Linked DNA regions of Homo sapiens: region 1 is linked to region 2. A link is a contact called in ENCODE Hi-C data. All regions are on one chromosome and are shown on one strand. The core of a region is the stretch at or near the end of the contact, and the rest is flanking DNA. Distances in the headings are between cores, read along the strand shown. Region 1 overlaps LPAR3 (lysophosphatidic acid receptor 3). Region 2 holds the start of PRKACB (protein kinase cAMP-activated catalytic subunit beta).

The links. A loop is a pair of places that touch in the nucleus more often than their neighbours do. Pooled maps may share reads with other maps.
Region 1: a pooled map shows a loop between it and region 2 (6-fold over the local background). The contact joins the enhancer-like site here to the promoter of PRKACB in region 2. A Hi-C loop is called at or near these places in 1 of 168 maps with a recorded cell type or tissue (naive thymus-derived CD4-positive, alpha-beta T cell), 3 of 37 single-sample maps with no recorded cell type and 12 of 50 pooled maps.

What each region holds. Positions count from the first base shown.
Region 1 is chr1:84,852,886-84,858,011 of GRCh38, reverse strand. All of the region lies in intron 2 of LPAR3 (lysophosphatidic acid receptor 3), which reads left to right. Among named protein-coding and RNA genes, the nearest start is that of LPAR3, 38 kb to the left of the region's middle. RefSeq lists an enhancer at 3,340-3,589. Within about 2 kb of position 3,496, at least 6 of the 41 ENCODE cell types and tissues checked have a DNase peak (open chromatin) inside an H3K27ac peak, as active enhancers do.
Region 2 is chr1:84,140,821-84,145,721 of GRCh38, reverse strand. It overlaps PRKACB (protein kinase cAMP-activated catalytic subunit beta), which reads right to left and starts at 1,451. Exons shown (of 10, transcript NM_182948.4): 1 at 1,174-1,451. The coding sequence starts at 1,360. RefSeq lists a silencer at 1,383-1,432.

The DNA of each region.
Region 1 (5,126 bases), core at 2,247-4,746, 710 kb before region 2:
TTAAGACAAGGAGATTCGAGTGGACTTAGCCTCTTGCCCACACACCCGTATTGATAAAATTATTAATAGTTAATATTCATTGTGGGGTATACATGGTTCTGAGTAACTTATATGTTTTATTTCATTTAGCATTCATGACAACCCTTGAGGGAAGTTCTGTTATTACCAGATGAGGAAACTGAGGCCCGAAAAGGTTCAATGTCTTGCTCAAGGTTAGTAGCAGAGCTGAGATTCCAACCCCAGGAGACTGGCTCCATACTCTACTTTTCAGAGTCAGTTAATAGTCTCTTGGAAGTGAGGGGGCTGGAACGATTGGACCCAAGTCATGAAGTTTATAACTTGTATCTCCCTTGGTTTCTATAAAGTTCATTTCTGTAAAGTCACATGCTCTTTCAACATTTAGCTCGCCCTTGATCCAAATGTTTTGCAGCATGCTAGTGACAGCTATGAAAACATCTCCTGGAAAATGACAGCTCTATACTCTTCAAACTTTATGCTTATTAAAATCATTGGTAAGAATAGGGGCTTTGGAGTCGGCGGGGGGAACTGGATTTAAATCCTAGCTTTGTCAATTCCAAGTTGTGTGACCTTGAGCAATTCATCTCACCTGTCTGTGCCTTAGTTTTTTCATCTGTAAGAAAGGGATAATAGTATCTTTGGCATGGTGAGGTGTTGAGGATTCAATGAGTTAATACACATAAAGCACCTAGCATAATGTTTGGTACATAGTAAGTACTAAGTAAATATTAGCTACTCTTAGACCTTAGTTTGATTCTAAAGAGCCATGCCCTGTATTCAAGCAGAATGCCCTTTTATGTCCAGTTCTATCACCAAGTAACCTGGACACAGGGACTAGAAGCCTACTGTTGGTGCCATCATGATGGCAGATTTTATAAAATGGACAAGTAGCCAAGAGGAAGCTGACCGGGTGTGCTTTGCAGAGGCTGCCTTGACAGATGGCAAATGGTACCAGCTCTGTTACTGGAGACCCAGGACAGTCTGAACACATGGTCACCACAGAACTGAAAAGCTCTGTGCTTACATTGCTAGTCCCTATAAACCACCCTCTCCCCTACGAAATTCTGTTAATGATTCCTGTCTCTGACAGATGATCTTTCCATTAATAATTCATTTCACTTTTGCAACATTTATGAATAAAACATTATAAATGAGACCCTGGCCACAAAGCATTAGCTTGACAAGAGTCCTGTGATACAGCACCAACATCTTGTGTATAGAGCTCTATTATAGGATGGTCCTCATAAGAAACTGTCCCCCTCTTGCTAACAAATCCTTCGAGAGTAGCTAGTTCGTCAGCTGCTATTATCACCTTTGCTAGGATTGGAAAGTTTGCCCTGTGACTGAAAAGAGTTGGGACCAAAACACAGGCCTTTTGGTATTATTCATAAGCTTCATCGATGAACTGTCCTTACTCCATTAAAAAAGAGAGAGAGAGAAAAAAAAAGTACATGTGCCTAAGTTCGTGAGGAATTCTGAAACATTTGTTTTCAGCTTCTGTGGCCTTGTAGTTGCTTCTGCAACACAGAAGCCTGCTTTCAATGTTTACTGCCTGCATGCCTTAGTAATCAAATATCTGTTAAAATAGAAAAAAAGAAAACAGTTAAAGCTTTGCCTTAAGAAATGCTGAGTGAAATGAACAGATTGTTGGCACACAGGGGCTCTCTTGTTGCTGTGCAGAGAGTCATATCAGAAGGAGGGTGATTCTTTTCAGAGTCAAGCCATCCAGGCACCAGTACTCAGTACATTGAGTCCGGGGGTGTTCGTACTTTTGTCTTGAAATGGCTAGTCCCAGGAGCACCTTTGTCACAGATGATTTTCCTGTGTGCTTCATGGCATTGCTACAGAGGCCTATGGGAGGGAGGCATTGTTTTCAGGGCAGGCCGTCAATCGGTGGGTGCAAAAATGCAGTTGCCACTCAGTTGCTGCCCCTACGCTGCTGTTTGACACATCCCTTCCTGTTCTGACGGGGAACGTGGGGACTGAGATGACCTCAGTGTCTGATGCTGGAAGGAAGACAGCTTCAAATTAAAAAAGAAAATCCCTCATATGGCACTCCATCCCACTTGTTCAAATGCCATCTTGACACCTCTTCCAACACCACATTTCCAGGAGTCTGTCTTCTTTCTTCTGTCTCTGCCATATGTAGCCATTTGTTACCTCAAGTCTGGCTCTTGGTTCTTTCTTTTCCCCCCACGCCACTGTTTCAGACACCTCCCTTGGCAGTCAGTTTAGAAGTGCTTTTCCCAAATCAGTGTTCTTGTTTCCAATGTAACCACTGCCCTGCCCTCTTACTTCTTCCATTTCCTCTGGTCCAGACCCCTTCAGTTCCATTACACCAAATGCACTCAGCTTCTTTTATTCCCCTCTCATGCCCCCTTCTTCAGAACTTCTGGCTTTTCTTCTTTTTAGAAAACTGAAACCTTCCTCTTAAGCTGAAACAAACAATTATTGAATATTTTCTGAGTGCAAGGTGGAGAAACATTTCTCAAATTTGACCTCTTTGAAAAGAAGGTATAGGGAGAGGTTCCAGTACCCAACTACATCCAACCCTCCTGCCAACACCCAGCCTCCTGGAAGGTTTCATGTTCCAGAACTCAGGAACACCCTCTCTTAGGGCTTTGATTTCTGCCAAAGGAGAAATGTGGTCATCGTCTGTGACTCAGGCGTCATATCACTGGGCTAATTCAACATCTGGAATAGTATGGTGTGTGCTGGCCAATGGTAGAATTTTATCAAATTCCATGTTAACATTGTACTTCGAAAATTTCAGCTGGGGACTACTATGTTCATTGTGTATCTATGGCAAACATGTTGGGTGGGAACTGGGAGTAAAGGGTGTTTGCTGGAATTATGCCCTGTCGTGGACCTAGGGATCAACACAGAAGCTGGGATAAGGGGTAAGGGAACCAAGAGTTATTGGCAGGAGTCATCTTCCCTCCTGCACTGACAGTTGTCCCTCCAGCCCAGCCACCTGCTCTCCCTCACCACCAGATTGTTGTTAACTCTGCAGAGTATGTGGCGGAAAGATCCCATTACCTCAAAGAATCAATACTGTTGAGAGATTTGACCAAGTTCACTTTGTAAATTACTGCAGCATTGTGGCTGCAGCTCTGGACCTTCTAGTTCCTGCTTCTTCTAGTGGGTCCCAACTTCTTGCCTTGGCAAAATATACCTGTCCTTGGATGCCTGAGTGACAGTGAATCACAACAGGCGTTGTTTTCATCAAGTCAGAGAATTTACTGCTCAGTGGTGAACCTATTTTATTCTTTATGTTTTTTTCTGCATTTTATATTTTCTCATCATAAACATTTATTGACTACCTTGCTAGGTTTTAGGCAGTGTACTAACTATGAGACATGGCCTCTACCCTGAAGGCACTGTGAATCTGTGCTTGCTCTAGTGGTTTATGGTTGTCAGGAAATGACCAAGATTTATGAGTCAACGGTTGTGTCACATGAGAGATAGATGACATGGAGGCAGACCTGTTCTGTGTGGCTTTTCCTGTGTGTGACTAATAGAGAACCCTATTTCCAGGCTTATTTGAGGAAATGAGAAATGTACTCAAAAAAGATAACTGAAGGCACAAAGAAATATACATAAGGGCTGAATGAGGGGGCCTAGGCTGAAAAAATGCTGTGGGCTTGGATGGTCCATGGAGGCCTCTTTGAGAAGGTAGAATATAAGCCTGATTTCAGTGTAACAGGTGGAGAGGAAAGGGGAAGGCATTGCAGATAGGAGGAAAGGCAGGGTGGGAGACAGGTATACATATGTCTAGGGAGGCCATGCCAGGGCCGTGGGTAGAAAGGGGAGACTGGGCAGACTGATTTCTGGAATAAGGAGTTTGAATAGTAATGACAATCTGGTTTGAGAGACATAAGGGAGCCAGAGACTGGAAGGCCTTGGATCCTAGGGTCCTGTGGACTTCATTGTCAGATATCTAAGAGAGACTAGGCAGATAACATGGGTATATGAATTGGGTCTGGAGTGGATATAAGGAAATAGGGAGGGGTGGTGCCTGTGGCTAACTAGACAGATCATGCCCTGTGTAAAGACAATCAGTTTCATTTTTTGTTAAAAGACCATGCAGGCCCAATTAAATAGGCCTGTGGCCAGTCTTCAGCCCACAGCTGAACTGCCTCATCTGGCAAGAAAGAGCCCATGTAGGATCTTGAGTGTTGAGAAGGTGGGAGTTGCAAAATGCAAAGCAGGGTTTTAGAAAGATGAGAGGTGGGTTGGAGAGGGAGAGATCACTTAGGAGACAATAGGAGAGTCCCCAGGATCTGGGGATGGGAGGTAGCTCAGATGCCAGAGAGAGGCAGAGCTGGTCCATCATGGTAGATGTTGTAGGAAGGCACATTTGTCAGCAGCAGCTAGAAGGCCCATCGGGGCTGCAGGGGAGGAGAAGAGAAGCAGGCCAGTGGGGCGTGAGCTTATGGAAATCTGGCAGGAGGCAGAGAGAGAAGAAGCAGGAAGAGGGATCCATCATGGGAACTAAAATTCAGAGGCAGGGTCAGGCAAGAGCAACACTTAATCAAGCCTTGCCACTTTCCCCAAGGTCTTTGAGCTTTGCCCTGTCTCATTCCCCAGCTGACCTCCCAATCTTTGCTTTCTTCATCTGGCATGAACTCCCTTAATTTCCCTTCCTTCATATCTGAGTCCACCTGCACAGGTCACATCCTTACCATCCTAGCTTTTCACTAGGGCTCATTCCTTCCAGCCAGGAGCTGGGGGATCCACGAGCCTACTCTTGTCCTTATTCTTGCTTTCCTATGAGCTTGATCGTTCAAAAATGTAAGCCCTGACCTTAACTCCCCTTCTAACTACTGCTCTGTCTCTCCCTCCCTTCACTACCAGACTTTTGTTCTTGGTTTTTTTTTTTTTTTCTTTTCTTTTCTTATTTAGAGATGGGGTCTCCCTATGTTGCCCAGGCTGGTCTCAAACTCCTGAGCTCAAGCGATCCTTCTGCCTCAGTCTCCCAAAGTACTGGGATTATAGGCACGAGCCAGTGTGCCCCGCTGATTTTTTTACTCTTGTTTATTTTCTTTTCTTAATACTTCAAACCGTAGTAAGCTAGCTTCTTCCTATACTACTCTAATACTACTGTG
Region 2 (4,901 bases), core at 202-2,701:
GATATATATTCATATTCCTCATCCATCAACTTGCTATACAGTAAAGACTATAAATAACCCAAAACCTTTTAAGTGGAAAAAATGCACAAATACATGTTCTTCCTCAATCTCCCAAAAATAGTTTGAAGAATGTAAAAAAATTTCTGATTTAGTAAAAAATTAATTCAAATAAGCTTCTATAACACTGTCAAGGTGCTGTATAAACCTAGGAGTAAATTTTGTAAGCCATTCTTGATTTTGCTGTTGTGGTTGTTAAGCTGAGTTTTCTTCCTTAACTGCTACCAAATACATAAACAGAAAGAGTCAAACGCTAGTGCTATTTGATGATCAAACAAACACACCAAAGAGGGCAAAAGTTTCAAGGGTAATTCTATTGTTCCTCTAATTGGAGTCACAGAAATACCTTGAGGAGGGTCCAAGGTGAGATGTAGAATGGCGGCACTAGTATTGTTTATATGTGCAATTTATCTTTTAGAGTGTATGGCACCAAAAATGGTTCCCCAGCACCATTTTAGCAAAGCTGCAAGTTCAAACATTTTAACATGCCTGAAAGAATGTGATTCATGCATAACCAACTTTTCCTGCATTTGAGTCATATGTATAAATAACATAAAATATAATTATAAAGTTTTTGATATCCATAATGTTATAAGTGTAAGAATTTAGATAGAATAATTATGTTTTATTTTAGAAATTCCTGTTTGTAAAACTGAAATAACTTTCTCACATGCATTTAAAAATAAAACCATGGCAAACACAATAGAAATGTAATTATAAATTCAAGAGTCTTGTTGCCCCTTTCAAAGTTTAAAGCTTATAAATACAAGACATTTTAAGAAGTAAACAGATGGTTGTTTCTGAAACTTAAGTATTTCATTTTTATGTAAGAACAACAAAAAAAAGTACATTAGAAATGATGTAAGAATTTTATAGAAAATCTTGTCACTGATATTGAACTTAGTCAAAAATAAAACCATACAATGATGAAAGCTGAATGATTCAGCTCAACTTATAATCAAGTTTTTATGGAATTCTTTCAACTTCATCTTGCAAAATGTCCTTGTGAAAATCAGAAAACAACAAACAAAAGAGGGTTCTTTATGTTTGATTGTAAAACTCCAATTACCATTTTAGTTGCTAGTTATAATGTATCATTTAAAAAACAAAACTTACTTGATCTGTCCCATAAGGCAGTATGTTCAGAGAAATGAAGGCTGTCATTTTCCAGAGCTGTTTTCTGATCATGTGCAGTACCTTTAGAGTGTCTATGAAATAACCGGCTAGCAAAACCTTCCAATTTCTGAAGAGCTGTAGTTGTACCTGTATACTGGTTACAAGGTGGTTCTCTATAAGCTGCCATTCATGTGCATTTACACTTTACTTAATGTAACTGCAAATGTTTCCAGAAGGAGCTCACAACTTCTTACACAGAAGCTAAGAGCTATGCATGTGTCAAACTTCCTGTTTGCAGGGTATTCAAACCACTACTGCTGTTCTGTTTCCTGTTAATATAAAACAGCACATTACTGAGCTTTTCTTAGCAAAACACTTTTCAGCTAGAGTTGAGGATTTTAAAAACTTGCAATATCTGCCTAAAAGGCTTTATGTTTGGGTGTTTTAATATTAATATATAGGCTAATGAGAGCATTAAATATAAAGCTTTATATATATAGTAGGCTAAACATTCTTTAAAAAGAAAACTAGTTAAACATGTATGACAAGTCTATGCAAACAACTGAAGGCCAAGCTGTCCTCCAAACACAACATGCTAAAGACAGGTTGTATTTTTTCTAGGAAATCAACTAATATACAGATTTTATGAATCCTTATAAGCAGCTAACTTTTCATAAAAAAAAACTAGTATGAAATGGGTATGAAAAAACTCTTGCAAAACAAATTTATAACACGTATAAATAAAACAATGTGAAATAGCACTTTAAAAAATTGAATGTTTCTAATTCATTGATTTAGGCCTAATACATACAGGAACTACATACACTTAGTATGTCAGTATTGCTTATCAAACTTATAATCTGCTGACATATGTCTATTACCAGGGGTACATTTTAAAACATTCTAAAATTTGAAAAGAACAAAATACAAGATTTAAATTATATAAAATCCACCATAGCAAGAAATTTCAATTGAGAGAAAAAAGTTCCTTCTAGTTGGCTGAGACATGTTAATTTTAAAACCTTACCACTGAAGACTACTACTTACCTAAACCCCTGATTTAGTGATCTCACTTAGAAACACCTCTCTATTTTTTTTTAAACGTTGTTTCACTCTGTCTCCCAGATTGGAGTGCAGTGGTGCGACCTCTGCTCACTGCGACCTCCGCTCCTAGGTTCAAGCGATTCTCGCCCCTCAGACATCCGAGTAGCTGGGATTATAGGCGCGCACCACCATGCCCGGCTAATTTTTGTATTTTCAGTAGAGATGGGGTTTCTCCATGTTGGCCAGGTCAGGAGTTGTCTCAAACTCCTGGCCTCAAGCGATACGCCCGCCTTGGCCTCCCAAAGTGCTGGGATTACAAGTGTGAGCCACCGCGCCTGGCCAAAACATCTCTTTTGATTAAAAGTAAGTAAAACTTGCCTTGTCAATTTTCAGGAAAGAAAGTAACCTGTGGCATTTAACAAAAATTTTGAGTACTTGTTTTTTTGACACTAAAGGATAAGAAATTTCCGTGGTTCTCTTTGGAAGCAGAGGGGAGGGGAGGGAAGGGAAGGAAAGGAAAGAAAGAAAAAGGTCTATCTAAAACAATCTATCTAAAAAAATCTTACTTCAGATTTACTGCCAACTGTTTGACAAACATAAAAAATAGAAACAATACTGATAAGTAAAATAAATAGGAACAATAATGTAATCAAATTAGGACTACATAAAAGGCCAATAAGAAAACACTGATTAGTGAATTTTGCCATTTAACAGTTCATTTGTGTATACTTTGTGTAATGGAATTCATATCAATCTAAACAAGTATGTAACAGTATCTATAAGATAAACTTAAATTTATAGCTTTATGTATAAATATTATGTGTGAATAACAGTTAACAAAACACTGACCAATGAATTTTGCCATGTAACAGCTCATTTCTGTATACTTTGTTTTGTGTAATAAAATTTTTATCAATCTAAACAAATATGCAACAGCATCTATATGACAAAATTCTTAAATTTGTAGCTTTATGTATAAATATTATGTGTGCATAACAATAATTTGTTTCTTAACATCTGGTAGTGCCTTACACAAAACAGACACTTATTAAATGTCTGTAGTCTTCAACAAATATCTACAGAGCATGGACTGATTCTGTAAGGGAAGAAGTGGATAAAATTACTGAATTCCCTTGATTTGCTCTACTGAAGGAAATTCTAATCATCTTCAAGGCTTAGTTCAAATGTCACCTCTTCAGTGAAGTCTGCCACATACTTCCTAGGAAAACAAACTTTGCTGCTTTGTTTTCACTGACCTCATAATATTATGTTAAAAGGTACTGTTTATGAATTTATATGACCCTAAATTGTGAGTTACTTGAATTCATAAATGAAATGCATGTATTACATACTCAATAAACATGTTAAAAGAAAAAAGTATTCACTCATTTTTAACAATTTAAAGGTCTAAGTAGAATCACCGAATACTTGAAAATGTTTGAATTTTATTTATGATGGGACCATATTTATAGATAATCCAAGAAGCACCAAGTTGCTCATATATAGAGACAAGAGTAATAGAACTGTTATCATTGAACTTCTCCTTTTTTCTATTTGTTACTAAATTTTATTCATTCTTTGAATTACATTTTTACTCAGTGCCAATGTGGACTTCTTAACTTCTTGTTTTCCCCGCTTCCAATTACCCCCTTTAATCATTCACCTCTCTGACATATTAACCTCCCCAAAGTATTACACTCATGGTATTCCATTGCCAAATACACAAACTAATCGTAACATTTCAGCTGGACCGTATTCATTTTTAACACATCTAGCCAGATTTTTTATTTATATTCAATGTTGCTCAAGTACAGAAGTTGCAGATTCCTAACTAGAACACTAAGATTACTTTATTTAAAACAATGCATAAGCTTTAAAACAAAATTACTAAAGCAAAAAGAGTAAACTTCACTAGATGAGTATCTTGAAAACACCGTATTTTAAATCTGCACTGTTTTAAAAATAAAATTGTTTCAATTTGTTATCAAGTCCTTCCAGAAAATAGAATATTTAATATTTAAAGCAATGTTTCTATATGTGGTAATGTGACCAGGAAGCTATTGCTATAGAAGTACTTCGGATATTTGATTTTTGATTAAGAAATAAAAATAAAAAGAAGAACTCTACTGGCATCTACTGCTAGAAAGAAACAACTGCAGTTTTAACTAAAACTATGAATTCCTTCATAACTGCAATTAACTTTAAGAAGTATATTGCTTGTTATTCTTCCTAGCGGTGTTTCCACAACTTTAATTCGCACTAAATGTCTCGCCATGCACCGAGAATTTACCAGAATAGCTTATCTTGTAGTTAAATAAGATTTTAAAACTAGAGAGTAATCAACTTCATGAGGTTGATTTTATTCCTCCTTCATTCTGCATTAATTTTTAAAATTATAGAAATTTTCAGAGTTGAACCAGCTTTAATTGCCACAAAATACCACAAAATATTGGTTTCTTTTATTTAATAATAGTGATGACACATTTACCAAGCACTTTACCACATATAAAGTGATTTACTCTGTAAAACCATTGTGAAATTACTGTAATGCACCTGAGATCCTTACAAATAAAGTAAGCAGCACAGGTATTATTATCCTTATTTTAAGATGCAAAAAAATAAACATTAAGTGACTTGCCCAAAGTCACCTAGGTCTTCAAACTCCTAGATCAGGGTTTCTTGTA